Linked DNA regions of Homo sapiens: region 1 is linked to region 2. Evidence: chromatin loops called from intact Hi-C (ENCODE). Cell type or tissue: endothelial cell of umbilical vein. All regions are shown on one strand. Each heading gives the region's core, and the rest is flanking DNA. Links, peaks and the distances in the headings are about the cores only.

The links. Hi-C counts contacts between places; a loop is a spot of excess contacts. Peaks named below come from ENCODE experiments on the same cell type or tissue, not always from the same donor. Only the 100,000 strongest peaks of a DNase experiment are listed, where the experiment ranks them.
Region 1: a loop joins it to region 2, with 6 times the contacts of the local background. A loop is called at or near these places in 6 of 110 quality-filtered maps.

Annotation. Positions count from the first base shown.
Region 1 is chr9:84,771,863-84,788,268 of GRCh38, reverse strand. The region is part of intron 12 of NTRK2 (neurotrophic receptor tyrosine kinase 2); the gene reads right to left. Among named protein-coding and RNA genes, the nearest start is that of NTRK2, 110 kb to the right of the region's middle. In endothelial cell of umbilical vein, for the core only: a CTCF peak has its summit at 6,616 (motif pointing right); a DNase peak (open chromatin) is centred at 5,628; H3K27ac peaks cover 1,114 bases.
Region 2 is chr9:84,658,580-84,674,985 of GRCh38, reverse strand. It overlaps NTRK2 (neurotrophic receptor tyrosine kinase 2), which reads right to left and starts at 5,257. Exons shown (of 19, transcript NM_006180.6): 1 at 5,098-5,257; 2 at 4,026-4,609. The coding sequence starts at 4,237. RefSeq lists a silencer at 6,513-6,732. In endothelial cell of umbilical vein, for the core only: CTCF peaks have their summits at 6,547, 7,121 and 7,321; a DNase peak (open chromatin) is centred at 6,525; H3K4me3 peaks cover 704 bases; H3K27me3 peaks cover 2,569 bases.

The DNA.
Region 1 (16,406 bases), core at 3,505-11,504, 110 kb before region 2:
TTTTCCCAATTTTTAAAATTTCATTTTCATGTCCCTACTAAGTATAACTATTCTCCATGAGTCACTTTGCTTTGGATCGCCAAGATCAATAATTACAACGTAATAACATAATGATGATCGTGATGATGATAATATACTTATTGGATGTTACTCTTATGCTTATTATGTACCATAGTAATACCTGATACATGGCACAAACCATATGCCAAGCTTTTTAGCTTTCTTCTAAGTGCTTATCATATATTAATTCATTTAATCCTCATAATAGCCTTATAAGTAGCATTGTGATTATGCCCTTTTAGAGGTGCGAAACTGAGGCACAGAAAGGTGAATAACATGACCAAGGCCACAGATTTGGTAAATGCTGGAGCTAGCATTCAAACTCGAGAAGTCTGTCTCCATAGTCCTGCTCTTCACTGGTAAGTTAGATCACCTCTCCATACACTATATTGCCCACCATACCAAGGGATTTATAGATAGTCCCTTATTTAATCCTCACAACAACTCTATACAGTAGGAGCTATTATTATCACCATTTATTTTTGCAATTGAAGAAATACTTATTTTGCTTTGAGATATTAAGAAATTCACCATAGGTCACATAGCTAATAAGGTGAACATTAGAACTGAAAATGAGGGTTTTGCCTGACTTCTAATATTTGAGAAGATGAGATGAGAAAGAATATAGAGAGTTTACTAAGACACCTCCATTGACAGAGTCATTACTGTTTATGCAGCAGCATTTCGCCATGACCTGGTACCCTGAATAAGTGAGGGATCAGTTCATGTCATCCTAATTTTATGGATGAATAAAGAGCCAGTGATTAACTCAGTCTAGAACCCATGTCCCCCGGGTCTAGAGTCTACTGAGTTGACCTTGTTTAGTTGTCTCTGTTGCTACCCAGGAGATTATTTTGTGCCTGTTTTTTGTTTGTTTGTTTGTTTGTTTTGTTTGTTTGTTTGTTTGTTTTAGACGGAGTTTTCCTCTTGTCGCCCAGGCTGGAGTGCAGTGGTGTGATCTCAGCTCACTGCAACCTCCACCTCCCAAGTTCAAGCGATTCTCCTGCCTCAGCCTCCCACGTAGCTGGGATTATAGGTGCCTGCCACCACGCCTGGCCAATTTTTGTATTTTTAGTAGAGACGGGGTTTCACCATGTTGGTCAGGCTGATCTTGAACTCCTGACCTCTGGTGATCCATCCGCCTCCACCTCCCAAAGTGCTGGGATTATAGGTGTGAGCCACCGCGCCCACCTGACTGGTCATTTTTTTTAATCTGCATTGTCTTTGATAGCACCATTTCAAGCTTCCAAAAGTCTAACCAGCAGAGAAACAGAATGGCTTCTTTCTTGGTTCAAGGACAATAAAATGTCAATTTAAAAAGATGAAAATCGAGAGTGGATTTTCGACATATTTTTCAGGATCACTCATGCAAAATTCTTTGTAGTAGAGCTGCCACCTTCACTCTTACATGTCCACAGTTTCTCAAAGCAAAAAATGAGTTTGCAAGCACACACACGTGGTGGCCACTGGGAGCGGTAAGTCCATAATTCAAACATGTGCAACATAAAGCCTTCCTCTGAACCAAGATTTTTTCCCACTGAACCTATTTAAGTTTTAAGATAATACTTTTCTTTTCGTAGGGTTTTTGTTTTTCCCCCTTAAGTATTATTAGGCTAAAATAATTAAAAGATGTCTACTGAGATAAAGAAAACAACATATCCTATTTTGGAGAAAAACAGCAAAAAGGAACCAGAAGTAGAGACAGATGGATCAAAATAACAACAAGAACAAAGAGAAATGAATAATTAAAATAAATAATAATCTTGAAGATCGCTGCAAATTTGTAAGCCTAGGCTTGGATCCTGGTATTGCCACTCACCCCCTACACACAGGTGAGGCCAGGTAGGTTACTGCACCTCTTCGTATCTCAGTCTCATTGTTTAACTCATGAGGTTGTTTAGGGTATTACATGGGATAATGCATGCAAAGTGCATGGAAACATGCTTAGAAACAAGCAAGTGCTCCATAAATAATAGCAATAATTGTTGTGATGGTTATTCTAAGGAACACACATAAATTTTACCAACTTGATTAAGCTTCAGGGGACTGTGGGAATGTGAGGCTCAGATGAGATGGGATTGGCAGGGATCAGCATAAGGGACTGCAGGCTCATACAGTGGCTGAATGTGCTCTGGTTTCCTTGGTTTTATACAAAGGCATGGGCGACTTTTGGAATTCCCAGGTCATGTTGCCAAAGGATTTCTCAGTTCCTTTCACACTGAGGTTGCAATAAATTCTGGTGCACACTGCCTGGGGAGAGGCTCTGATAGCATGGCGCTTGTGTGCAAGTCACCAGCTTGGCTGGGAATGAAAGAACCTCAGTTCATCCTTTGTCCACAATGACTAGCCATCCCTGACTCTCAAAATTTATGTTTTAAGAAGAGTTAGTCCCACAACTCTTCTTAAATACCTCCCAAGAACAGTTTTCAAATGTAGTGTGAGTTATTAAAGAATGAATAAAAATCTCATAGGAAGAAATAAGGTGCAGTACACAATTAAAAATCATGCCCATAAACACTGTGTAATTAGGGACTTCTCAAACTGGAAGATTCTACAGGCCAATATTTTCGAGGCACAACTTGAAACTAATTCCTCCATAAAAGTATCTCAATAGCATGAGCCAAGAGTAATCTTTCTCTATGAACTCCCACTGCAATGCATCTGCCCTTCTTCTGGAAAATGAGTTATACGAGCTCTTGATCCACGGAAGCCACTTGACTGCAAGGGCTACTATTTATTTTGCCTTATAACCACACTTCTTTCTCCACATGTACATATAGCAGGCTCACCTCAAACATGTAATGTGAATAGTAAATACATTCATCAGATTTAGAATATAGATCCTCTGTCTTCCAACTATCATGGGTGATCAAAATAGCCAGACTGGTACAGCCTATTTCAGCAAATAGTTGGTTTTTACCTATGACGCAAGTTTTGGTTTTGAATTTACCATTCCTGTTGTTTAAGGGCCTGTGTGATGGAGGGTGGGAGGAGGAGTGAGGAACAATCCTTTAAAGGACTTCTGTGATATGATTTGCATTTTTAAATCACTGCTAACATCATCTGTTCAGAGGTCTCAGGGGAAGTACAATAAGAGGATAAAGAAGGTGCTTTCTCTAGTGAAATGCATGAACTTGAATTAAATAGAATTTATGACTCTCTGGTTTCTCTCTGTAGTTCCCAACCTCCTAGAGAAAATGAATTCTACTGTATAAATGGGTTCACCAAAAACACTTTATAAATGTTCAGTTCTCAAGGAAACTAAATTGCGAGAAGAAAAAAACACTCACTAAGGATATAAATAAACCCCCTAAGGACTTATTTTTCCCTATTGATCTAAATTAAAATGTTAATAACTCAGATGGATGGTTTTCTAGTATTTTGACTTGTACTGGCTATTAGACACTTTTGTCATCATATGTGGGCATGAATTAGTTGACCAACATTAATTTATTAAACATCTTCTGCCCTCACCCCCTCAGGAGATGTCACTAAAGGGAACAGAGTCCTTAGCTGGCACCTTGCATGTGTGTACCACTAAATAAGTATTTGTTGAGTGTGCAGCATGTGAATGAAGAGTTTTAAATAAGCACAGAGAAAATCGATGTCTGAATGGAGGTCCTCTGTCTCTCCTTTCTTCATACACGTACCCAAATGTACACAGGCACACTCATGTGTCCTCAAAGAGTGACTATCAAACTCTACCCCTGTAACATGCATAATCTAATTTCACTTCCACCACAGCACCATGAAGAAAGAGTACCATTCCCATTGTCCAGAAGATGGAAAGCCAGCAAAGAAAGGTGAGGACTGGAACTAGAGTTAACAATAACATACAGTTTCAAATAGCTGGGAGGAAGATATTGAACATTCCCACTATGAAGAAATGATAAATATTTGAGATGATGGATATGCTGATCTGATCACTATGCATTATTTGTATCACGCATCACTATGTATCTCATAAATATGCACAATTATTATTTCTCAATTTAAAAAATTTAAAGACAGGTGAGACTATTGGAGGTCATACAACTAGTAACCGGCAGTGCTAGGTTTTGAACTCAGACTCATCTGACTCCCCTCTGCCTTTCCCTCAGGCCATACAGCTTCTTTCAACCTTGCTGCCTTTGCCCACAACATTTTTGGGATTCATTTTCTAATCTTACCTTTACAGCCTGCTAATATTAGACTGAGTTATTTGAACTTGATCTAACCCAGTGGCAGTCCCACCTCCCATCACACCCCAGTCTTCCAACCTCCATCTCCTCATGCTGCCAAGTCTTCTTTCTATAGCATACACTTAATTAGGGTACTCCTCCATGCGAAGTCTTTGGGATAAATTCTGTCCATACTGTCAACTCCCTAGCCCCCTTCATGCCCTGCCCCCACAACCCAGCAGTCTCTTCTCCCAATTCTCTACCCCCGTTCTCTGCTCAAGCCAAACCAGACTCCTAGCAAATGTATGAATGCCACACATTTTCTTACACTTTCACATCTTGGGACATAAAATTTCTACCTGGAATCCATCCCTCTCTCTTCTCCATGCTCTTTCCCCAACTCTCACACTCTGCAAATCCCAAAGCCTCCTTCAATGCCCATCTCTGAGGACCATTTTCTAGGCACCTTTCAAACTCTATTTAAAGTATCCACTGACTTCACATTTTCCCTCCAAAGTGTCATTCCCTGGGAAATAGGACCATCTAACCCAATGCCTGATACAGACACATATCTGAAAGTGAATAAAATTAAGTTGAAATCCCTGACAGTAGATACTAACCCTTCAGGGATGAATCTGACTCAGGAAATGTCTGAGAATTATTCAGAGCCAAGTCAAGTAAAGAACGTGAGTGATCAAGCTGGGTAACCCTGTTTAGAGTCCAAAACCATTTCAACAAAATATACATTGCAATACAGACACAAAAATGTGATACAGATACAAAAATACATTGTGATAAAGAGCACTGTCAAGAAGGGAAAGTCAATCCCTAGACACACAAAATGTCCCTTCACAGGTCACCCTTCACAGTTCTTCTAAATAAACATCTGTGAGAGGCAATGTCATTAAGAGCATTTGTTGCATTATATTTTAGGGGTCTCTCATGCTGGGAGGTGGGACAGCGAGAGGACATTCACAGTAGGAGAACAGCCTATTTCTTATCAAAGAAACAAGTTCTGGAATATCTACTGGAAGCTTCAGTAGTTTCTCTTGATCTCTCATATGTGAGAAGTATTGTATATTACACTTCTTACATTTGGGGAAGTCAAGCCCCATTTCCCACCCACTTCAGGACATAAGCCACGGATAACATAAGATTAAGCATCGTGACTTGATGAAAGGTACTGGTTTAAGAAGAATTTCTAAAGAACTGAGTTCCCACCCAGCCATTAACATATCTCTAAGTCCTTTCAAGTTAATAGACAACTTCAGCCTGAACCGTTATACTCCAGAGTGCAATCTCTCACAAATGCTGAGGTAAAGAAACGTCACTGCCTCGGAAAATGTGGCACTTGGTGATATGACAAGTACAATGGTATTTATCAGCCATATCCACGGCTTAATGGACATGAGCCATATCTGAAAAGGGAAAGGGTGATTCAGCCCATTAAGTATGCAGAACATCAGCTTTCAATACAAGATGGCTCTTGATTATTTGTTTTTTTCATTTCCAAAGGCTCCATCCAAGTGGGAAAATTGCAGAGGCAGAAAAAATACCACAGCTTTTCTGCTAGAGCGACAGCCACAGCAAAGCTAGGTATGACGGGGCAGAGGGGAGAGCCGCAGAACGTGCCAGCAACCTCTGCTTCTTCACAGTTCCGTTTCCTATAGAGGGGATACAGCCTCATACTTCACTTTTGCTTTTCCCTTTTCCTGCTTCCTTTTAAATGGTTTTCCAAAGTTTTCTGAGAATTAGATTTCAAGTATGTTCAGATTAGAAATTTCCAAAATAAAGCTTTCTATAAAAACATGAGTCCTGGCAAGCTCACATGCCTGGCTTGGTAAGCATTCCCTATGGAACCAGAGATGGATTGTCTGGCAGTTAACGAGACAAACAACATAAAGTTGTCATTGGTGAAGCTTAAATCCCAAAACCTGCTCCTCTCACCCACTGACGTGTTTGTTTGTGGGTGTGTGTGTTTGTGTGTGTGTGTGTGTGTGTGTGTGTGTGTTTTCTTGGAGGCCATCTTATAATCCTTTAAGCAATTCTCTCTTATACAACTATTTAGTTTTAGAACACCCTCCAAGGTATTATTGAAAATTCCTCCATTAAAAAATCGTTACGAAGAGCCTTGATATAAATGACTTTACTAGCTAAGAGATTCCCAAGCTGAAAAGAAAGACGCTAGAGAAATTGCCATAATAAGGGTTTAGTTAGTTCCTTGTTGAATGTTTTGACCCTCCCAATTTGATGTTATCTTCTATTTACTGCATTTAAATGAAGTATAGACTTAAAAAACTAAAGACACTCTCTAAGCTATGTCAATTATATGCCTACATTGTTCCATCATTACACTTGATATGCTTGTTCTTGTTGTCTGTGGGCCCCCCAAATCAGTGCAAATATTTGCCACTGTTTCCACCAGGGGGCATTCATCTCATTGAAAATAGGTATTGTTTTTAACCGGCAAAGTTAAGAATGTTATACTGAAATGACTAAAATACATTATTTATTAATCTCAAAATTCACATTTTCAACGGGAAGCAAAAAAGGCTAGGTCTTTAATGGGTAATTCTTGAATTAGATGTTTGTATATATGAAAAGTTATTATATGAGTAAGAAAAAAGTATACTTATGATCTGAAAAGTATGATATACCAGAGAATGTTATGAACTCTTAAGAAGCGTCAACAAAACATATACATAAAAACACTCAGCTGTAAGTAGAAATTAATTTTAGAGGTGGTGTTCAGTTGTATGTTCTCCTAAGACATCCTAAAAGTACTAAGACTCCTACAGAGGCAGGAATTGCCCTTTTTCAAAATGCCAGTTTCTCAAAACTCCTATCACCTTTCTTCTGACTGAACCACACAGTTACTTTGTACACATAAGGTTTGGACACCGGAACATACAAACAAGGCTGGCCTTCTCTGCAAAAGTTATGAAGAGAGGAAGAAAAGACAATGGAACATACAAAGACTGCACATTTACCCTTTTGCACCCTGAACCCTGACAGTCTTTTGTATAAAAAAAATTAGTGTGATGTTATAACAAAAAAAAGACTCAAATATAGAATTCCTGACAGAATATTTATCAGAACCATACCTTTTTTCTTTTACTTCCCAAGAAAATATCACAAAGTCTGCCATACCCCTGAAATTATCACTGACCCATCCAAGCCAGAAAACTTCATAGCTCATAGCTTTCTTTTAGAGAGGAAAAAACATCCACCTATGTTTCCATGTATAACCATCTAATATACTAGCTCTTAACTGAGACCTAATCAAGTAGGAACTATGGACCAGTGAGGTCTAGCACCATTCGCTACCCCTGATGGTAGCTTTGAAGGTGTCTCTTTCTCTTTTTACACAGTACCCATGTTAGTATATGAAATGGAAGTGTACACAGAGGGAATCACAGACTCTTAAGGTAAAGTTGCGCAGAGCTGGACCTTGGTATTCCCCTAAGTTTGAACTTCTGCTCCCATCTCACTGCTTGTGCATCTGCCTACGTTGATTTAGGGACTGGCCTGACTAAAACAGAGAAGCTGAACCGGGCAAGATCCCCATCTCCACAACCTATTACAAAATATGTGGAAGTCCGGGAGGTGGATGGTTATTTCATTAGATATTTTGCTTATGTGTTCCATTAAGGCAGGGGTCAGCAAACCTTTTCTGTGAAGGGCCAGAGAGTAAACATTTTAGGTTTTCTGAGACATAAGGTCTCTGTCACAGCTACTCAACTCTGCTGCTGTACCATGAAAGCAGCCATAGATAATCCATAAATGAATGAATGGGGCTGTATTCCAATAAAACTTTATTTACAAAAACAAACAACTGGTCAGATTGAGCCTGGGGTTCATAGTATGACAACTGTTTTAAGGGGATAGCTCAGGTTTTTTTTCTTCCCTTGTACTGGTGGAACTCTAACACGTAGCTCAGACCAAATGTTCCCTAATGGCAAGAGTGTTAATAATCAAAACCAGATTTTTAAGGAAAAAAAAAACCGCAGAGTCCCATTATAATGCCTTATTTTCTAATCATAAAGGCTAGCTGCCAGAAATGCTAACCTGACCCACTAGTGGTGTGGGTTGTTAATGCTGGACGTGTTGGTGGTCCAGAGTATCTTGGTTCCCTTTTAGCATTTCTACCATTTGTTTACTCTTATCAGAAGTAAACAGGAATACAGAAGGAGGCTTCTCCAGAGAGAAAGTCCAGCATGGAATTAAGATTTCAGATCTGACACGTTGAGAAAAGTTCTTCAAACTTGCTCACTCTTTTCTGATCTAATTAAATGCCTCACCTTCTTGATCTTGAACAGTTGAGGAGAAACAATATCATCAGCACACAGCTAAGCCTTTAAACAACCCACAACTACTGTGATGTTCTTGTGTCAGTGTCAAAAAAACAAAAAAAGGTGCAGCAACCCTACGGCATGACATAGCACACCCTCCTCAGAGAATTCTGCCCCTTTTGCAGAACAAGAAAACTCTTTTGAAGCTAATTTGTCTCAGTGTGTCTAGACAAAAATTTGGGACAGACAATACAAAGCCCTCTTTTAAGATTCACTTCTATTTTTGCCTTCACCACAAAAGAAAAGATGAGGGGGTTGGAAACTGATCTCTGCAACATGGCATATGAGTTCTTTGCAATTTGGCCTTAGCCTCAACAGCAAATCTATGTGTTCCATCTCTTTGCTTGTTAATGCATTTGCTTTATGCAGGAGAACAAGCCCCCTTGGACGTGGGTGTGTTTTATAAAAAGAAAAGAAAAAAAAAGTCAAGTGGTAATGGAAGCTCTAAATCAATGTCACCAGGCTTCCAATGGCATTCATGTAGAGCCTTCAGAATGAGCACCTATGTTTGGTGGATTTTTATTATTATTATTGCTTGTTGTTTATTTTTACTCTTGTCCATGTGCCCAGAGACCTTGGCAAGATAAGCATTTTATAAATCTGATAAATAAGTAATTGAAGCCTTCTAATCAATATTACCCAAGGGAGAGGGAAGGAGGCACTCAAATCTGCATTAAAGTCGAGGTCCTCCCTTCTGTTAAATGCTGGGAGAAGAAAAGACCAGCCTGTTAAGGCTATGAAAAGGGCATCTCACTGGGGTGGGCTAAGTGCAGCAAGTTTGCTCTCTCCACATATCCCTCAACATTGAGGAGGGAGAGGACACAGCAGAGAAGAAATCAGTCCACTGTATCAAACTCCACATGACAGGCACGGACACACCAGAAGATAGGGACATTGCACGGTGTCCGTGAAGGCACAGTCCACCAGCGGGAACTGCACAGTTCAGGCAGGAGGGAGGCTTACTCATCATGAGCTTCACTGAAGCTGCAGTGTGTGGGCCACTGTTATATTCTCTGGGAAAATGTTGCTGTCAACACAGCAATAGAGCCCTCCAGAGAGGGACTTTACAGAATCGACAGCCAAACTGAGCCCAGAGGGAATTCCAGGGTAAGTCTCTTGAAGAGGCACAAAGCCTCATTAGTGCAGAGAAGATTTACCATGATCTCAGTCCAACCAACGATGCAGGCACCTTGTGTCCAAAGTTGTAATTCACTACGGTTCTACATATAACCCAAGTATAAGGAATCATCACTGGTTGGTTAAGTCTGAATAACCTCCTGCTTCTCTAAAAATATCAGTGACAATCAGACTGCACCTACAGGCCCTTCCATAGGAGAGAAATAAGCTGAGCTGGTGGCCAATTTATTTAAAGGAAGCAAATCAGCTAGTTAAACCCACAATTTAAGGAAGGCTTTGTTTTTGTTTTTGTTTATTTAGACAGGGTCTTAATCTGTCACCCAGGATGGAGTACAGTGGTATGATCTCGGCTCTCTGCAACCTCTGCCTCCCAGGCTCAAGCGATTCTCTCACCCCAGTCCCCTAAGTAGCTGGGACGACAGGTGCCCGCCACCACTCTGGGCTAATTTTTGTAACTTTTTGTAGGGACAGCGCTTTGTCATTTTGCCCAGGCTGGTCTCGAACTCCTGAGCTCAAGCAGTCCACCCGCTTCTGCCTCCCAAAATGTTGACATTACAGGCGTGAGCCACTGCACCAGACAGGAAAGCTTTTTCGAAAAATCAAATTGCACTGTTGAAACGAACTTCAAAAGATCATGTAGGCTGTCATCCTACCTTAAGGTAAATCTAGCTTGAATCACCGGGGGCAAAGAGAACATATATTATTTTAAAAGGTCTTGCAAAAAAGAGTTTCTACAAACAAACCTCTTGCATGATCAAACTACCTTTACTGTCGAAAAATTGCTAATTATGACTGTTTTGCAATGGCTTGCTAGAGACAGCTCGTACTTCTTTGTCTAATTTTCAGGACTTTTTTGAGCTGGCTGACTTCATGGTGGGAATGTTTACACCGCGGAAATCAGCAAACATTACAAATTAGGACCCCAACCCCACTGTATCCTTGAGTACTAGTTCCTGAACATTTCTCAGCATACTATTGTCATATGCTGTGTAAAACTATTCGTTTTTCCTTCTCCAAACTCTCTTGTTCTTTGAGAGCTGAGAAACACTCTGAGTCAAAGAAGAAATCTGTTCTACAATATTTCTGAAAGTTTCAGGCTCTTTGTGGACACCCAGAGCAAAGGGAAATTAACTGTTTTGCATGATAACCCATTTAGGGACAACAAGACTACTGTATTAGAAAATGATTATTAACCCCAATTTATCTCTGCTTTTCTTCCTACTACTATTTTCCAATCTTGTAAACATCCGTTAGAGTTTCTCCAGAGTTCTCTGAACGGTGTCACATCTCTCATCTTGAGAATAAGAGGAGGTTCTGTACTAAAATGGGACAACCAACACTAGGAAGAGCTACCAGTGACTCTACTATTTATGATGCACAACCCCACTTGTTTCCTTTCTATAACTTCTCTTTTCCTGTAAGGGGCTTAACTGAATGCCCAGACTGGAAGTTTCCCCTCAAAGTTTCTGATAGAAACAACCATGAGTACAATCTAGGTATTAGGAAATATATCTTCCATGGCCACCAGAAAATATTTATTGGTCCTAAAACCCAATGATAAAGATGTTCTAATACCTATTAGGAGGAGACAGTTCTCTCTAGCACTTCTGTATATCTCACAAAGAAAGGTACTGACTGCCCTTTGTTTTGGATTATCTTTTCAAAGATGTTTGTATAGTGAACAGCCTTCCAAAATAAAGTGTCTCCAAAACAAAGAGCAGGCATAATTACTGTCCATTTTAAAAGATTCAGATTCCCTAAATTCAGGGTTCCTCTCCTATAACACAATCCAGAGAATGTGCAGGCATCCATTGGGTCCCACCTGCCTCACACTCATGGGGTTTTGGAAGAGAGAATTGATACAAATATGCTGTTCATGCCACATGCTGTGTAAAAGTAATAGAGTCCTCTGTCTCTGACCCCAAAATCTCATGTCTTCTGCCATCATCTATGAAATCATGGCAGGCTAACTTGTTAGCTTGAAAGTAGGGTAAGATCTTAGACATTTCATAGTTTTTAATAAAGCTTTTAAGAAACAGGCCAGACATGGTGGCTCACACCTGTAATCCCAGCACATTGGGAAGCCAAGGTGGGCGGATCACTTGAGGTCAGGAGTTCGACACCAGCCTGGCCAACATGGTGAAACTCCATCTCTACTAAAAATATAAAAATTAGCTGGGTGTGGTGGCACATGCCTGTAATCTCAGCTACTCAGGAGACTGAGGCATAAGAATCGCTTGAACCTGGGAGGCAGAGGTTGCAGTGAGCTGAGATCATGCTGCTGCACTCCAGCCTGGGCGACAGAGTGAGACTCTGTCTCAAAAGAAAAAATAAATAAATAAATAACAAAGCTTTTAAACAGTCTGTATCTATATTTATATTTATATTTATATCTATATCTATCTCTCTACCTACCTATCTATCCATCTAGTTGGATAGATAGACAGGTACCAACTGTGTGCCTCAGAGATGCTTTATAGATACTCTCTTAGGTAATAATGTAGAAAACAGCCCACAATGAAGTTTCTAAGATGAAAAGTGCAGAGCTGTTGCACTCTGTCAAAGATATAAATGTGCAACTGGGAAAAATGGGCATGAACAAAACGAAGACTGGCCTTAATGTTTTTTGTGTACTCTAGATCAGGGCTTCTCAAATTTTAAAGAGCATATAAATCACCTGAGAATTTCATTAAAATTCAGATTTGAATTCAGTAGGTCTGGGATGAGGCCCCAGATCTGTATTTTGAAAAAGTTCCTAAGTGATATTGGTCCAAGGACCACATTTTGAGAGCAAGGGTCTAACAGCAACTAAATATAAACTGTATACATATTGTCACTCTTATATCTGCATAAACTATAAAATGTTTAATAAAAATATCCATAACAACCCAGGAAGTCCATTTAAATATCTGATTAGGAATATATGCATATTTATAAGAGAAAAATATCAATATTGATTATAAATTTGTCTTGATTCCAAATTATATACACATTCTATTCAAAGAACCAAGAGCAAAAGAAATATGCAGGAGAAGCCCGTCCTAGGTTACGCCAAGAGTCTGTGGACTGTAGCAAGCAATAAACCAGGCAAATTACAATCTTTATGGTTTATGTTGCTGGCAATATCTCTGGCTAAGCAAATGCTGATGGGCTAAGCATAACAGGGAAAATAATATGTGAGCATAAGACAGACTCTGAAAAAAAATAAATGTGCTGCAGGGAAAAACACACTGGGCTGGGAGTCAAGAGGCTGGAGTTGTCCCCGCTCTGTCACCTCCTTGCTGTGGGAGCCAAGGAAAGCAGATTCAATTCTCTCTGGGCAATGAGGGAGAGGAGCAGGTGCCTCTAGGCCCAGGCCCTATGCCACCTCTCAGCTCCCACATCTTGGTGTTAGGGCTTGGTCACCTGCACAGACGGCCTCTCTCAGCCTCATGGACCATTATTTAAGACTGTCATCAGCCCAAAGAGATTAATCTTTCTATCTCATCTTATATACTTAGGGAAACATTTGTGTACCAATTTGAAAAGCACAAGAAAGAAGGCTCGGAAATAAAAGAAAAACTGACAAGGTATTTTAGAATTTTATTGTGAAATATTTGAGTACCTCCTGTGTCCCTTTTCCTTCCACCACTGTCTTTTTTTCTTTTTGTCTTCTTTTTTCCTTCCTAACCTCTCTCTCTTCATCCTCTCTCTACCAAAATTACAACTGGGGAGACAGTAAGGTGTATGTCATTATTCCATGCGCTAGTTTCTCATTATGTTAGTGACTATTTCTTTTGAAAAGATTTCTGTGGTTAAATACACTTTGTGAATCTGGTTTAAATAGAATTAAAAGATTCCTATGGACCCTATAATATGCTGACGCAGAATGTGTTTCTCCAAGACGGGCTATGGAAAGCTCCATTTGCTACACTGGACTACAGAAACCAGCCTTTTCCCCAATGCTAGTGTTCTAAGGGATCCACTTTGAGAATGACAGCTCCAGCACTAAGATTTTGGATTCTGGAAATGAGCTGTGTGTTGAAATCAGTACCACCTGGAACAGCCTTGCAGCTTTGGGCAAGTCACATAACCTCTCTGAGCCTCCAGTTCTTTATGTGCAGAAAGGGTCAATGACATCTACCAAATGTTTCCATGGATAAAACTAAGCGAGACAAAGTACATGAAGTGCCAGACATGGAGACCCCTCTCCATCCTGTCTGTTGAGATTCAGAAGTGAGGTCAATCTGTGTCCCTTGAAAACTGGCCGGGGCAGCATCCATCTCACTGAAAACCACTCTTGGAGACAAGGCCATTGGCCCTCGTTTCTGACTTTGTCCATGTTTCAGAACTCAATATGGGTCCAGTCCCCTCCATTGAAGCCTGAATATCCCCTCCCAGTGACTGCCCAGCAGTCTGGGTATGTTTGCCATCTCAATAGATGACATTTGCCAAATGAATGAGGGAGAGAAAGAAAATATTTAGACAGAGAGGGTCACAGGAGAATAAACAAAGGAAGAAATGAAACCAGGCCATAGGGGAGGGCAGGAAGGCACAGTAGTTAGGACATGACTGTCCTGAGGCAGACTTGACGTTAGGAGCCACAAACCTTGGCAGATCAGCAAAATCTCCCTGAGTCTCAATGTCCTCAGTTACAAAACGAAGATGATGATGCATATCTCACAGAGACATGTTGAGGAGTTGAGAGATTGTATGCATAAAGCACTTAGCACAAAACCAAGCACAGAGTAGGGACTCAATTGAAAAAAGAGAAAGAGTGTTAAGTGTTCTTTTTGAAGTGAAAGGGGAAAAAAAAGATGCTTTTATTCTCAAATCCAATTCTGTGATTTCTAGATTAGAAACTGGCTATCATAAACCTTCTGCATAAATCCCAGCAAAGAAATATTTGTAAGGTAGAAAATTTATTTTCCTACAGCGAACTTCAGACGTGCCCCATAAGTGGTGATAAATATAGTTTTCATTTTGCCTTTGAGAGAGAGAGAGAGAAAAGAGAGGAGAACCTACTACTTACTAAACTCCAAGAACGTTAAAATCAGCAATGGAAAAACAGTAAGATTTAAGATTTCCTAAACAGGGAACCCCGCACTAATCCCTCCTCTTCATAGTCAGGTAGAGAGAGCACTTCCTTAAAGAAGGACTCCCCTCACCCCTCCATCACTGCTGTGTTCTTCCCATGCCATAATTTCTATAGCCCTTATATATTTATTAGTCTTGCCATCTGCCCCATGGCAATGGAGGCTCCACCAGGCAGGGACTCTAACCATCCTCAGGGTCTATAAGAGTCCAGAGCAGGCTCTCAATAAATAGATGTTGAAGGAATGAATGGATTCCACATTAGTCATTTAACAAGCATGCCCATGCAAGCATTTACAGTCCATTAAAACAATGTGAAGGCCAGGAGACCAGAATGTTTTAAAAATTAGTAATGTTATCACTTTATTAATCACTTCCAACTTTAATACCAAATTAAGAAAGTAAAAAAAAAGGCTTGGCAGGAGCTAAGAAATCTATATAAACATGATCACTCTTCACATTTAGACATTCTAGCACTCTCAATTTAACTATTTTGTTACCAATCACTAAATTCAGTGGCTCTGCTGTGCCTGCAGTATCAACTCCAAACCCCACAGCAGGGCACAAAGGCCTTCTGCACCTTGACCCTTGTCTGTCTCTCCATCATCGTCCCCTGCCACTGTTCTCTCATATCTTACACTCCATCAATATCCATGCCACCCCAACACGAGCCTTCATGCCTCAGTAAGTAACACTGCCTCCTTCTCCATCTCGTCTGTGCAGAGATCTCTTACTCACTCTTTCAGACCCCACTGGAGGGTGGACTCTGCTGTGAAGAATTCCCTGATTTCTGTAGACAATGAATCATCCCCCTCTTTTGTGGGGCTTCTTACATTAGCCACCATAGAAGCTGCTGGGATGTCAGGCCTCCTCTAGACTACAAACTTCTAGAGGTACATCACACAGGTATGATGTACACATGTAGATTCCCTGTGGCTGGCATATTGTACATGCTCAGTAAAATGTTTATCAGCACCTTGGGAGGCCGAGGTGGGCAGATTGCTTAAGGCCAGAAGTTTGAAACCAGCCTGGCCAACATGGTGAAACCCTGCCTCTACTAAAAATTAGCCAGGCTTGGTGGCATATGCCTGTAATCCCAGCTACATCAGGAGGCCAAGGCACAAAAATTGCTTGAACCCAGGAGGCGGAGGTTTCAATCAGCTGGGATCCTGCCACTGCAGTCCAGCCTGGGTGATGACAGAGTGAGACTCTGTCTCAAAAAAAAAAATTGTTTATAGGGAGAACAAGTAAATGGATGCATGTCCACTGTTAACAAACCTATTTCCCCATCATTGTCCATCTGAGGTATGCTTTATGAAACTTTATGGAACACCAAATATTTGCTGGGCAGTATCTTATTAACCTTTAGACCATTCTCAGGAATCTTCCCTAACTTTGGTGCTGGCATGTGACTTCACAGTGAAAGAAAATAAAATTTAGAGAGGTTGAGTCACAGAAGAAGAACATAGGAAAGCTTGGAGTAAAACCTCAGCCCCTGCTCCTTCTGCTACTCTATCTTGCCTCAAAGGCAAAAATACAATAAAAATAAAATACTTCATTTTACTCTTTACCATTTCAGATTTACCATTACAATGCTGACCTCTCAAACGATACCCCGAAGTGG
Region 2 (16,406 bases), core at 3,238-11,237:
TCTTAACTCCAGCATTCTGAATTCCCATAAGGAAATATCACTTTTCAGAGAAGAAAAAAATCAAACCCATTTTCCTGTATAAATAATGGGTGATGGAAGGGGAGGTGGAAGAAAGTAGGGTCAAAAGGGTCACAAGGCTTTTCCACTGTTTTACCCAGGGTAACAAAAGTGTCCATATTGCAGAGATTGAAGGTATGAAACTAAAAAGACTCCACACAGTTGTGCCAAGCTGATGTCTGTAAATACCTACACTATGAAGACAGCATGTTCTCAACTCCAGCTTGCAAGTTGTATTAAATAATGAATGATGTAAATTAGACTGCCTTATTCATTAACAAGTCTAGTGTGGCTTATGTAACCGTGCTCCAAATTTAAATACATGGCTCTTAAATGCATATAAGACACAGTCCAAAGTTCTAAAACCCCCAATGGAGGGGCTGAGAAGTAAACATCAGAGTAATAAAAATTGATGCCTTTCACTGAATCTTTGTGAATGCCAGGATTTTTTTTTAAGTACAATTAATTGCAATGGCAAAGCTTATTAAAGTAAGAGGGCCAAAATCAATGTATTAATGACACAACATTACAGCTGCTTAACCAGGCCAACAATAAATTGCACATAGAGTCTGTCATAGGAGAAGCTCCAAATTCTATTTAGGTTGTGCTAAGAGGAAAAATATAAGGCTGTTCTCAAATATTACCCCCAAATCAGAGAATACCACTGGAGAAATTCAAAAAAAAGATCCCTATTAGTCTTCATAAAGCACGTGCAACATAAAAATGCATGCCCTTCCACAGCAACATGGATACACAGAACACTACTGAACTGTAAGATGGTACATTTTAGGTTATGTATTTTTTTTTTACCACAGCTAAAAAAATGCACGACTTCTTTTGACTGTGCCTTTTACCACTTGGGTGAAACAGAACTTGTCCTTTGCAATGCACTTTGGCACTTAATACAACTGGGATTTAAACGGCCAGTTACATAATTCCAACAACAGGCTTCACTCTTGAATTCCATTGCATGTGACATTGGTACTGCGTTTAAATTCATTTTAACACTGCTGTGGTATAACCATTTCCAAATAACAGGAGCTGCCACTTAGCAGTGTGATGTTGAGCAGGCGTGATACATACCTATAGATAGATATTGATCTAGTTATGTCACATTAGTGGGCAAAAAATATAAAACAGGTACTGTGATGGGAAGATTTTTAATAAAATAGGTTCAATGACTCTGAAGACAAAATGTCAGCTTAGCTGAAAGCATGCATGTAAAAACAAAACAAAACAAAAAGATCCTACCTCTTGGTTAATCTACACATTTTTTTTAATGTCCCACTATTTGTGTTCTTAGAACCCTAAGGGCATGATGGTTTAATATATAGATGCTAAAAGATACACCATTTTTGAATGATATGGTAAACCGTTGTTTCAGCAAGTTGTGTGTTGCTAATCACAGTTTATTCACCACATTATTTCTATTTTTAAAAAATAGACGCACGTAACTTCAGCTACATACCACTAAACCAGAACTTTACAACAGGTTATTTTAGGAATACCACTGGGCCTAACAACAAAGTTTTAAAATATGTATAATTTGGTTCCAACTGTAGCTGGTATCCACTGGACAAGAATTTAAAAGCTGTGCAAGCAAATATTAATATGTAAGAAAAAGAACATAGATGGTGTCATATAAGGATGCGAGTGAAACAAGCGCATCCACTGATGTCATTTTTAGGTCAAAAAAGCAGAATTCAAAATAATTATATGGAGTACTTTCCAAAGAAGTATTGTCATACGAGTTACAGACAAAGGCACTGGGGCACAAACTGGCTGGGCTCACACAAAGCTGAGATAGAGCAGAGAAACATACTTTGTCTCAGGACTCACATCTACCCAGCCAGACTAATATTACTAACCTAATTCCCTGTTCTCAACACTTAGCCCTATATACCTCTCCAATCCCACAACCCCAAGAGGTTTTCAAATCAAAAGGGAAAAAAGTTAGAGTAGAAATTAGAAGTGCCACGATTGAATGAATAACTATGACACATGCTTTTGTAAATATTTTTAAAATCTACTTTAAAAAAGCTGAAAATAGGAACCTGCCATCAGATATAAAAGAAGCAACAACAATTGTGAGGACAGATATAAGAAAGCTCTGCTGAAATCAATTGATTTCATATACATCAGGCAGCTAAGATCAGGAAGGTCTGAAATAATAATTTTTTAGATTTAAAGATAGTTTTATTTCCTTTTTCTCAGATCATGGCCTTAAAATTATCAAACAGAAAAACAAAGTGAAAATGATCAGCCCTATCTTCTTTCTTTCTTCATTATATGCATCTATCACCTAAAACAGAATTTTAAAAGCACCACCACACACACACAACAATATCTGACTGTGGAAGGCACTCCCCATAATCTCAAAACAGTCAGAAGCACTCTGAATTCCATATGGCCTTCTCCATCTAACTACTGACACCCCATCTCATGAAAAAGATTCTGACAAAAGGCCACAGACTTTGGACCAGCCTGGTAAGCCTCAACCAGCCCAGTCCAAGACCACCACAGTTGGGGCCCTATCCACCCTTGCTCTCCGCTCTTGGCTCCTGCTCTCCTTGCCAAAAAGATAGAGATCCTAGCACCCTGGACTCAGCCCGACAGTTGGCTGCTCCCGACACATCTCAGCTATGCTAGGCCTGAACATTCCCCTCTGCTCTGCTGTCATTTCCTTTTGCCTGAGGCTTACACCATAAGCATCAGCAGCAGAACAGGCAACAGAGACTAGGAAGGTCTCTTACTTACATTAAAAAACAGGTTATCTTGGTCAACTACGTTGGCAGAAACATGGTTGTATGTTTTCTGTGGAAGGAAAAATGCATGCGCACTCGACAACCGGAAGGCCACAGCCCAAGCCCCACTTTAGGGCTGCCTATCTCAGTATCAAACACAATAAGGAAAACTGGGAGAAACTTTGCCTTACAATCTTCCACGTATACGAATAAAATCTCATGTTAATGAGATGTATGGAATGACAGCATCCTTCAGGAAAAAAATGATAACAATAACAGTCCAGTAGAGGTGACACAGGAATGCTAGAGAAAGGACTGGCAAGTTCTTGCTTGGTGATGCATTTGTCACAAAGCATCAGAAAAGGAGAATAGAAATACACAGTTCTGTTTCTTCAAGCCACAACAAGCTCAAACATTTCCAGGGACACAGAGGTCCAATGCTAAAGCCAGCCTTCATCAGAGTTCTACCCAGTGCTTTATCATCCAACCTAGTCCTGGGAAATTATTCAATGGGCAATTAAGAGTTATAATCCAAGTGGTCTCAAAATCATATCTCTGGGAAGTCAAGTCCAAATTAAATTAGACCAGGCTTTTAGGCTTCCAACTATCATATTTTTTTCTTTTGAGCGAGTGCATTTCAACACTCAGAACTTCTCCTCTTACAGATCATTTTCAAGGCCATCTCTGGATGCCATCTCCTAAGCAAAATCCGATATATAAAATGAAAAGGGAAATTGGTTAACTTAAATCTCAAAAAAGATGTTAAGGGAGAGACTGTCACTTCCCTCAACAGATTTGGGAAAGTTAATTATTTTAACCTCTTTTCTAGTGAATATTAATGGAACTTCTAACACAACATACACACAGCACTTTATGAAACAAAAATGCCCAAAACTAAGTTAGTGCATACTGAAAGCCTAAAGCACACCCAGCAGAGCTTTGAAATATAAAAAGCATAGTGAGTTCCTTCCCACGAGGAATAAATATATAATCGGCATATGTATATCTATATTTGAAACTTATTCTAAAGTGTCACACTTCTCCCTGCACTAGCAGTCCCAAGCCAGTGAAACAGCAGGTAACTGACAGATGACCCTGTCCTGCATCCCTTGTCTTTGACTTCTCCCCACTCTTGGGACAGCATTCACTTCCAGGACCTACCCACCTGGCCAGCTCGGGCCCTAGGGGCAAGGAGAAAAAGGAGGAAAAGCTCCAGGAACTCACATTTCGGTGATGTTCTCAGGATCTACACTGTTAGGCTCCAATCTCGGAAATGCCACGATGCCAGGAGAAGGGTCGCTGCACCAGATCCGAGAGGCACTGCATTTGCAGGACGTGGGACAGGCGAAAGCGGCCCTCCAGAAGCCCACAACCAGCCAGCAGAAGCCCCAGAGCCGCGCCATGGCGGGTCCATGCCACCTTATCCAGGACGACATCCCTAGCAGCCAGTGCCAGCCCGAGTGCCTGTCCCCGCGCTGCACCGGCCGCTTTCCCCCACCCGTGCGGGGAGGCCTTCCCTGCGCTTGCGGCTCTCTTAACTCCTCGGTGCTTGTTGCGGGCGTGCCGAGTCCAGCTTATCAGAGGCTGAGCTGGTCCGGAGCGAAGAGTGTTCCGGCAGGCGGCAGGGTTCACAGTGGCCCCGGCATAGCGAACCGCTTTACAGGGGGGCGCTACCGCTGCTCGGAGCTCCGCGGCGGCCGTCGCTGCATGGCCCGGCGCGCCGGGCACCGACCGGCGGCGCTCCCGGGACTCTCTGGGGCGCAGATTCCTTGTTAGATGCGAATGGGGGTCCGGTATGCACCTCGAGGCTGAGGACAAACAGACACGCGTAAGACTGAGCGTAGGACCCCCAACACCACTAATTGGGGCACTCTCCCTCTCTGCTCGCGTCATCCCCACCCCGACCCCAGCCCGGAGACTGTGGATGGATGAGTGCCCAGCTCCGGCCCAGGAATCAACTTGCCCCGCGATGGCACTGACGCCGCTGGAGCCACCAGTGTGCCCACTCTCTCTTCGAGCCTGAGGCCAAGGGAGGGGAGGTAGGGAAAGGGTCCCCAAGACAGGATTCCATGGTACAGGCCGGGCGAAGGACCCTTTAAAGGGGAATGCGGAGACTGCCGGCGGCTTTGGCTCCGCGACGGGGCCCCCGAATGATGCTGCAGAATCCGCCACGGCCGCTGGGTGCCGGTGGCGCGGGCAGGTGGCGCGGCACGTCCCACCTGGGGAGTAGCCGAGGCCGCCCCAGGGGGAGACAGTGAGGGCCGAGGCGACCGAGGGCACTATCTGCGCTGCTCACCCGGGCTCCGGCGCCTCACGCCCGCCGGCGGCGCCTGGGTCCAGGCTCCTGCTACCGCCGGGGACTGAGCGCGTAGAGCGCGAGCGAAGCAGCCAGCGAGGCTCCTGCTCCAACCCAATTCCGGGAGCCGCCGCCGCCGCCTCTGCTACTGCTGGCGAAGTGACGTGAGGGCTGACGCAGAGCAGGGGCAGAAACTCCAGAAAATTAGTCTGAAATCCAAAAACACACACACGCTCATACACACACAAACCCATAACACCCTCCAGACAAAAGCACCAGGGAGGGGAGGGGAATCTGGGGGCGAGCAGGGAGGAGGGAGGCATCGGTGCCACTGGCCAGAAGCAGACAGCAGCAGCATGTGGGAGTTCACACACGCGCGCACACACGCACACATCCTGGCCGTGTAGACATGCACGCGCGTGCGTGTGTGTGTCTGTGTGTGTGTGTGCATTTACATCCAGGTACCTCTAAGATGAACCGTTCCTCCGTTCGACGCCTCCCGGTCCCTAATTCACACCACAGTCTCTTCTACAATCGCGGTAGAGGCTGTCTCCCTTTTTGAAATGGAAACCGTGCTTGGTTCAGCTCTGAAAAATGCGCTGATTCTTATTATAGGAATCCTCCCTCCCTTCTCCCTCCCCGCGTTCTCCTTTCCCACCCTGCCTAAAAGGGAGGGCAAGCTATCCTAAAAATAAATAAATGTTGTAAACACCAAAACGTGTTCTGCATTGGTAACCAAGGATCACCGCCCCCATTCCGGGCCACCTATTTGGGGATCGGTGGTTTTGGAGGGGCTTCCTGTTGGTGCTTTTGCAGAGGGAAGGGAGTCTCCAAACACAATTCTAGCTCTCTAAGTGGGTCTTTTTCCTGCCGTTTTCTGCCATCACACGCCCGGGAAATAGAGACATGTGAGGGGAAGGGAGCGCGCCTGATGCGTATTCTAAATGCTCGGTGGCCACCCTGGCCTGTCCGATGTGTGGCGCCGCGTCATTTTCTCTCATCCTTTAACCTGACGGGATGTAGCCATTCCCAGATCGTGGATTCACTCCCCGCGATGCCCACCCCCACGTAGGGCATCCCAAGCCCTTGCTCCCCTGCCGTACCTTGCGCGTGTTCATGTGTGCTAGGGTGTGCGCGAACGCGTGCCCTGCGCCCGCGCTGCCCGGAGCACGATATGCATCCAGCTACGAAGAAGCCAGGCGCGGGCAGAGCCTCGGGGTCTCACTAGGGACAAATTAGGCGATCCGGGAGGGTCGGGTGACAAACCGTAACTATTCTGCGGGTGCAGTTAAATGATGGCTGCGGGGCATTTGCAAGCCTTGTCTGAGAATCCGTCTTCCCTTTTGCGGCTCGGAATCTGTTTTTCCGCAGTCATTTAAAAGAGAACGGGGAAAATACACCGCAGTGCCTGACACTTCCGAGGGCTCTGGTGCCCCCGCGCGGGGAGAGAGCGCCCGGCACGCTCCGGAGCACCAGCCCATGGCCCGGGTCGCGGCGGGCACAGCGCTGGGGGCGCGCTCTGGCGCCAGATGCGCAACCAGCGGCGCCCGACGCCTGCGCGTCCCTGCCCGGCCGGTGCGCGGCTCTCCTGGCCTCGCCGAGCTCCTGCCCGGGGGAAAAAGGCGGGCAATCCTTCTCTCTCGAGAGAGCAATGGGTTGGAGTCTCGTTCAAAATATAGTAATAGTCACTGATCTACCCGCAGAGTTTGGGGATGGGAAGGATCAAGAAACCGAACGTTAGAGTGAATGCTCGGATCTAGGCCAAGCGTTAAATATTACGAAGGGAACGTAAAACATCTATTGGGGCTTTTTTGTACAGATCCTGGGCGCTGAGTGTAACCGCGGGAATTCTTGGACAGCACCCAAAAATCTTGCTGCAGGTCCCGAAAGCAAGGCCAGCAGGTCTATCTCACCACTGTCACTCGGCTGTAACACACATCGAGTGGTGAACGGCCAGGCTGAAGTTTACTCCTGAGCTGCGCCTCTATTCTCTACTAGGTGAGGACGCGCCAAGGAAGAGACGCCAAGGGCAAAAATGACCTGGTCTCAGACGCACGTAAAACTCCGCCTGTCTTGTCAGTGAACCTTAAGCGGAGAAGCCCCTGAGGAACACTTGGGGAAGGAAGGAGTGTGTGCGTAATCACCCACATTTCTCTCACACTCCCATACTCTGAGCCCATTTTTCTAAGAAACGGCCCATTTTCGCCCTAGTGGCTGCAGCATGTCAATGCGGTATGGAGAATAGGCAGTCTTACGGTGGTTTGTACACCAGAAGAGTCTAATTATGTTGGAATATTTGTAGAGTTTCTATTAGAGTAAATATATGCTACTATTATAGTTGGATTCTAAATATATTCCACTATCTCCCACTTAAAATTAGGATTTGCGGTCCTACTTCTAATCACCCTACTTCTGCTCTACTATTTCAACCATAGCAGTTTGTCCTTTGGACAGATAATTTACTTATTATATATATTTTTAAAATTTCTCCCAGAAGAATGTACACTCCATGAAGGCAGGGATTTTTATCTATTTTATTCATTGATATCTCTCAAGGACATAGTAGGTGTTAAAATATATGTGTATTTTTAATGAATAAATAAAATAAAATAAAGGAGATCTCACTTTCTTAACCTCTAAGTCTGCAAGAACCTGGATAATTCCCCCAGACACGCTCCTTCTCACCTTCACAATTTCAAATCTTCCTTGCGTTCTGAGTGCTCCTAGCACTGCTTAAAACCTTGCCTTACTTTCTGTCTCATTTAGTAGCCAGATAGGCTTCAGTACTGGGCCAGAGAGGGCCTCCCACTTATTCATGCTAGTAACTGAACACCTCCATGGACAGTGTCTAGAACACACTGGTGATCAGTAGCTATTTCTTAACTGATAGAATTGTGGATCTACCTCGATTTTAAGACCTATAAGATATGTCCCAGAGATCACTTCAAGGATTCTCAGATCACACCTTTGTAAGAGATGATGAACATTTTTCAGATGAACAATATAGAGATGACTTTTTTCTAGATCCCTTGAATGCAGGCATAGAAATTAAGTGCTGCAGGTTCCTACCTGCACTGAACCATGATGTACCTAGAGCAATGTTTCTCAAACTCTTTTGACCATGATCCACAATAAGAAATGCCTTTTATATCACAACCCAATGAACACATACATAAAGGCATATACTAACTAAAAAAGAAGTGTCATAATACAAAACTTACTTACCCTTAGTACATAAACTAATATATCCTTTTCTCTTCTACACCATTTCATTTCTGAATGCATGTAATAACTCAATACATTGATTTTAACATCCAATACTGAGTTGTAAAAAAATAAGCAAGAATACTGCCAACTTCTGATTAAAATGGAGTAATAGGGAACGGATTTGTTCTCTCAATCATATGACCAAAACACTGAACAAAATATATTAAAGTTAAGACAATGGATATAAGACAATGAAGGTCATCGTTCAGAGAGAAGGAACCCAGGCAGAGGCCATCTACCTAAGTTGAGGAGACTAGCTCAAGAGAAATCAAGGAGTGCAGAGTTCACAAGACAGAGTAGCAAAGAGAAGAGTATTGCCCAGAAAGAACTATGGACATCTGCAGAGGGTTCCTCTCAAGTATTCAGCATAGTGCTGATTGACACATGCAGGTAATAAAGCTACCTGAGGCCAGAGAAAGAAGCACGCAAAAGATTAAAGCGAATAGAGTTAAAACAAATCAAAAGGAAAATGTAAAACACTATGTATCAGAATTTGTGTGATACAACTAAAGCAGTTTTTAGAGGGAATTTTATAGCACTAAATTCCTGTATCAGGAAAGAAGAAAGATCTCTAACCAATGACCTCAGCTTCCACCTTAAGAAATCAGAGGGAAAAAAAGAACAAATTAAACACGAGGTAAGCAGAAGAGAAGAAATAATACAGAGCAGAGTGGAAAATAATGAAATAGAAAACATAAAACCAATAGAGAAAATTAATTAAATCAAGAGCTGGTTCTTTGTGAAGATCAATAAAAACAGCTAGTCCAACTGATCAGAAATAAAAAAGAGAAAACACAAAGGACCAATAACAGTAATGAGAGCAATTAAAACACTGAATATTTCATAGATATTAAATACTATGGATATATTGTGAACAACTTTATGCAAATAAATTTAACAACTTAAATGTAATGAACATATTCTATGAGAGATAAAAAGCCAATGAAACTCACTATAGAAGAAACAGATTACCTAAATAATCCTATATCTATTGTAAAACTTGAATGTCTGGTTTAAAACTTTCCACAAAGAAAACTCCACTCCCAGATGGCTTCATTGGTGAATTCTACAAAACAATGAAGGAAAAAGAATACCAATTTCATACACACTCTTCTAGAAAAATGAAGAGGAAGAAATACTTTCCAATTCATTTTATGAGGCCAGCATTACCTTGATACTGATATACAAAAACATTACAAGAAAAGAAAACAACAGTTCCTATTAATGTCAGTGCTAACATTCTAAGCAAAATTTCAGTAAATTGATTTCAACAATACATCGCACATCCAAAAACATCATGAGTAAGTGGAGTTTGTCTCATGAATCCAAGTTGATCTCATGGGGGCAGAGGGTTGACCTCATGGAGGCAGAGGGAGAATGAGGGTTACCAGAGTCTAGAAAGTGTAGTGGGGGTAGGGGATGTTTTTCCAAAAAGCAGTTAAAAGACAAGGAAATCCACTTTCACCATTTCTACTCAATATTGCATTGAAGATTTTAGTTAGTTCAATAAGTCAAAAAAAGAGAAATAAAAGGTATTCAGATTGGAAAAGAAGAATTAGACTGTTCTTTTTTAAAACATACAACGTTGAGTCCTGTATAGAAAATTTAATAGAATCTATGAAAAAGCTACTTATACTAATAAATGAATTATCAAGTTTGCATAATACAAGATAACTATTTACAAATCAGATATATTTCTATATACTAGCAACAATCATGAATTAATTTTTTAAAAACTACAAATTACAATAGCCAATCAAAAATACAAAATACTTAGAATTAAAGCACAGCCCATAAATAGAAAAACATAGATACATTGGATTTTATAAAGATTAACAATTTCTGCTTTTCAACAGATACCACTAATAGAATGAAAAAAAATGCCACAAAATGTAAGAAATATCTGAACATTTGATAAAGTCATATCAGAGTATATAAAGAACTCTCAAAACTGAATAATAATAAACAACATTTTAAAAGTGTGTAAATGTGTTGAACATATACTTTACCAAAGAAAATATGCAGTTGGCATGTAAGCACATGAAAAGATGCTCAACAGCATTAGTCATTGAGGAAATGCAAATTAAAACCACAATGAGATAGCTACACACTAATTGGAATGGCTAAAAATTTATTTATTTATTTATTTATTTAATTTATTTTTGAGATGGAGTCTCACTCTTTTGCCCAGGCCCGAGTGCAGTGGGGCAATCTCGGCTCACTGCAAGCTCCGCCTCCTGGGTTCACACCATTCTCCTGCCTCAGCCTCCCACGTAGCTGGGACTACAGGCATCCGCCACCGCACCCGGGCTAATTTTTTGTATTTTTAGTAAAGACCGGGTTTCACCGTGTTAGCCAGGATGGTCTCAATCTGCTGACCTCGTGATCCACCCATGGAATGGCTACAATTTTTAAAAACTGACCATACCAAGTGTTGACCAGAATGTGGAGCAACTGGAACTCTCATACACTGCTACTGGGAGTGTAAAATTGTATGGCCACTTTGGAAATGCAGAAGTTTCTTCAAAAGTTAAACGTATACTTACCAGGTGATCCAACCATTCTACTTCTATATACTTACCTAAAAGAAAGGAAAGCATATGTCCATACAAAGACTTGAACGTGAGTGTTCATAGCAGCTTTATCTTTATATGTAAAAACTGTAATAATCCAAATATTCATTGACAGGCGAATGAATACACAGATTGTGGCATACCCATACAACAGAATGCTACTCAGCAATGAAAAGAAATGAACAAAGCTTGCAGTCATATGCATGAATCTCAAAATAATTATGCTAAGTGAAAACATCAGATAAAAAGGAGTACATACTGTATGGGATCATAAAACTCAAGAAAATGCAACAAAAATGCAAAAAAAAAGTGCAAACAAATAGATTGTGACAGAAAATAACTCAGTGACTGCTGGCGAGGAAAGAGAGAAGTAGGCAGGGAGGAGCCAGAGGGAGCAATGACAAAGGACACAAGGAAACTTTATGATGATGGATGGATTGTGGTGATGGTTTCGATCTGATCAACTTATTAAATGTTTAGCTTATTAGCAATTATACCTCCATAAAGTTGTTTCTAAAAACAAAAGAGAAATGCTGACCTAGATCCTCCAATCATCAACTTCTTGTTCTGCTGGAGTTCCTTTAGAACCTCCAATTTTAGAATGCTATTATAAAGTTTGGAGATTTTTAAATAAACTCAGATTCTGTAATGTTCTAGTTTTAGAAGTACCTACTCTGTAATTTCTTTTACACTTTGAAAAAGTCTGGGGAAACCATAATTTAATAAATAGAAGACACAGTGGCCCATACCTAAAAATAGGACCTGAATGTCCATTAATAGTGGAACAAGTCAATAAATTATAATACAGTCACGTGTCCCATTATGATGCTTCCATCGACAATAGACTACATATACCATGGTGGGCCCATAAGATTATAATGGAGCTGAAAATTTTCTATCTTCTAGTGACATTGTAGCCATTTTAATATTGTAGTGCAAGGGATTACTCACCTGTTTGTGGTTAACATTGGAGTAAACAAACTTACTACACTGTCATTTGTATAAAAGTATAGTGTGTAAAATTATGTATAGTACATCTATAATTGTTGATAATGATAATAAATGACTATGTTACTGGTTTATGTATTTACTATACTTTAGCTTTTGTTGTTACTTTATAGTGTACTCCTTCTAATTTTTTTTGTTGTTTGTTTATTTGTTTGTTTTTTGAGACCGAGTCTCACTCTGTTGCCCAGGCTGGAGTGCAGTGGCCCATCTCAGCTCACTGCAACCTCCGCCTCCCGGGTTCAAGCGATTCCTCTGCCTCAGCCTCCCGAATAGCTGGGATTACAGGTGCGTGCTACCACACCTGGCTAATTTTTTGCATTTTAGTAGAGATGGGGTTTCACCGTGTTAGCCAGGATGGTCTTGATCTCCTGATCTCATGATCTGCCTGCCTCGGCCTCCCAAAGTGCTGGGATTATAGGTGTGAGCCACCATGTTTAGTGCCTTCTACTTACTAAAAAAAGAAGTCAACTGTAAAACCGCCTCAGGCAGATCCTTCAGGAAGTATTCCAGCAGAAAGCATTATCATCATCAGAGATGACATGAATGTTATTGCCCCTGAAGATCTTCCAGTGGGACAAGATGTGGAGTGGAAGACAGTGATATTGATGATCCTGACCCTCTCTAGGCTGAGGCTAATGTAGATGTTTGTGTGTTCGTTTTTAACAAAAAAGGTTTAAAAAATGATACATTTTAAAAATAGAAAAAAGCTTACAGAATAAGAATATAAAGAAAGCAAATATTTTTGTATAGCTGTACAAAAATGTATTTGTGTTTTAATCTAAGTGTTATTACAAAAGAGTCAAAAAGTTAAAAAATTAGAAAATGTATAAAGTAAAACAGAGGAAGCTAAGGTTAATATATTATTGTAGGAAAATGTTTTGTAAATGTAATGTAGCCTAAGTGTACAGTGTTTATAGGGTCTATAGTGGTGCACAGTAATGTCTTAGGCCCTCATATCCATTCACCACTCACTCACTGACTCACCCAGAACAACTTCCAGTCCTGCAAGCTCCATTCATGGTAAATGCCCTTTACAGGAGTACCATTTTTTATTTTTATACTCTCTTTTTACCGCACCTTTTCTGTGCTTAGATACGCACAATTGTGCCATAATTACTTATTATATTCAGTACAGCAACGTAGTGTACAGGTTTGTATCCTGGAAACAATAGGCCATAATGTATACTTGAGGTGTATAGTAGACTCTACCACCTAAGTTTGTGTAAGTGTACTCTGTGATGTTCACACAACGACAAAATCACCTGACATCTTTCTCAGAATGTGTCTCCATCATTAAGTGAATACAGATCTGTACTTCTATTCTTTACATCAGTACATGCCTAATTAAAGATGAGTTTTATAGGGCCGGGTGTGGTGGCTCATGCCTGTAGTCCCAGCACCTTGGGAGGCTGAGGCAGGCAGACCACGAGGTCAGGAGTTTGAGACCAGTCTGGCCAGCATGGAGAAACCCCGTCTCTACTAAAAATATATAATTAGCTGGGGATGGTGGCAGGCACCTGTAATCCCAGCTGCTCAGGAAGCTGAGGCAGGAGAATCGCTTGAAACCAGAAGGCAGAGGTTGCAGTGAGCCGAGATCGCACCACTGTACTCCAGCCTGGGCAACAAGAGCAAAACTCAGTCTCAAAAAAAAAAAAAAAAGAAAAAAAGAGTTTCATATAGATTGACTTGGAGGCATATCCACAATATATTAATAATGCATCTCACATGACAATATGTAGTCTGAGCCTACAAAGAAAGCCAGTATTTGTGAATATGTTTTGTTTGACTATGGAGAAAAACAGAGAAGTATTTACACCAAATCACGACATTAGTAACTTAGAGGAAATAGAGAGGTAGTTTGAGGTAAGAGGAGAAAAGACCAGGAAACCTGTGAATACTTATTTGGAACTTACAGCCTCCTTACCCATACCATGCCTAATTTTCCTCTTTGCGTTGCCTCTTCCCCTTTAGATCCGGTGTTATCCTATTTCTAGAGTCCTTCCCGTCAGTGGAAGGAACAGAATCTACAAGCATGTTCACAATCCAAATAATGTTCATCATCAGACACTTCATTTTCCCAAGAATGTCTGTATTTTAGTGGAGGACACTGGGAAAAAGATGTAATCCAAAGGAATTTCAGGTACCATGGCAACCATAAAAGAGGGAGTATTTGAGCATGGAGGACTCAACACAGGTCACATGGAACCAAAGGCTGATATTCATGATTAGCACCACACTTGCTCCCTGTCACCCCAACATCCTCTTTTGAAGTTTATACAGTTTCCTACTGTTTTCTACCTAACATCCTCCAACTCTGAGTAAAGGTCTCACTTTTCCCCACCTCTGCCTAAGATGGTCTGTGAACTGTATGCTACCTGGTCACTCTGAACCACAGCCAAACCCAAGGTTTCATCCCACTTCCTTTCTTCTCTGTGTCCAAATCTTCCACTTTTGTACTTTTAGTCATACACAGCACATACTAAGTCAACACAGACTTATAAAGTTTTTATGAACACCTAAAAGGAAGAGCATATGGAGAAAATTCAACAGAGCCTCAGAAAACTGGAGTCACGGGCATGTGGGTGATCCTTAAATCTAAGTTGCAGGCCATCCATCTGACGAGGTTTCGTGGTCAGCTCCGGATTATTTTCTTAGTTCATGTTGGTAGTCTAGGTCAATACCCATACCTGCTCCCGTGTTGTCCTGTTTTGTCAAGGTTTAACTATTATGGCTTAATCAATTACTTAATCCTGTTAATTGTCCCACAACCCCAGTGTCCATTCTCCCATTCTTCTCTTGAGTAATAGAACACTTGATCGCACCCAGTCAACAACTATATTTCCCAACTTCTTTTGAAGTAAAGGTGTGGCCATTTGACTAAGTTTTTACCAGAGAATTTAAGTGGAGGTGATGTGTACAATTTCAATATTATTTCTTTAGAAGAAAGTTATTTCTTTCCATTTCTTCTTGTCTTTCCTTTCTGCAGACTGGGAAGTCTATTACAGTACCACATCACAAAAGAACTTCAGTTGTTACAAAGAAGTTTACTTATGCTTCAATGAACAAGTATAGTATGATGTTTCAGTGCTACTCTGCCCATATTTATTGTGACAGTCAAGTGTTCCCAGTTCAACGCAATTGACAATCACAGTTCATGCAAAGAACAGTTTTATGGCCATGCACTTTTTAACTACATGGTGCCATGTACTTAAAGACCCACAAGCACTATATTATATCAGACCTCTGCAGGTGATTAACCAAATTGTTGCAGTCAAGCCCCAAATTGGGAATTAGCCCAGAAAAGTTCTGGGTTTCACTCATGAAAGAATTCAAGAACGAGTTGGTGGTAGAAGAAAACAGCTTTATTGAGGTGGCAATGTTACAGCTCCATGACTGCTCCTGCAGAGCAGGGTTACCCCAAAGGCAGCCTGTTAGAGAGTAACAGCTCAGGGGCGGGTCTACAATAATATATATACTCACTGTAATTACATGCAAATTAAGGGGCAGATTATGCAGACATTTCTAACAAAGAGTGGTAACTTCTGGGTCGGCAGGTCGTTGCTATGGAAATGAGTGTTAACATCTGAGTGTTGCCATGACAATGATAAACTGACATGGCATTGGTGGGTGTGTCTTATGGAGAGGCTCTTTGGCCTCTTCCCTATTTCAGCTAGTACTCAATCTCACCTGAAGTTCGAATCCTTACCTCTGGAGCCAAGTTCCACCTCCTACTTCAAAATGTTCTTCCAACTGGGGTAGCAACCCATTACTAAGTCAATTTAGTGGCTTTTATTAGGATATTTCTAACGGAATAGACTAGACAATGCTAGAATAGAAAACAGCAAAGGTATAAAGGCAACATTGTTTGATGAAACTTTATTATAGGTTGTACTGGATTTTGTTGTAAATGTATTTCTTATCGTGGTTCACAGTCAAGTTTGAAACCAACTGGCTGAGCACAACGTTTCAACCATTTGCAGGAATCTCCTTTACAAGGAGATACAGTTCCTAGTCTGGGCTTGAACACTTCCAGCAACTTTCCTTAATCAGGATATTAGAAATAAGCACTTTACAGATTATTACTGAAGTTAGCCATAAATTCTCTTACAGCCAAATAATTCTCTTATTTGTCATTATATCTAGCAGAGTATCATGTATGGAGCTCAATACATATTGGTTGAATTAAAGTTAATCTCAGCTGGGCATGGTGGCCCACGCCTGTAATTCCAGCACTTTTGGAGGCCAAGACAGGTGGATCATAAGGTCAAGAGATCGAGACCATCCTGGCCAACGTGGTGAAACCCCATCTGTACTAAAAATACAAAAATTAGCTGGGCATGGTGGCGCACGCCTGTAGTCCCAGCTAGTTGGGAGGCTGAGGCAGGAGAATCACTTGAACCTGGGAGGTGGAAGCAGTGAGCCGAGATCACGCCACTACACTCCAGCCTAGCCACAGAGCAA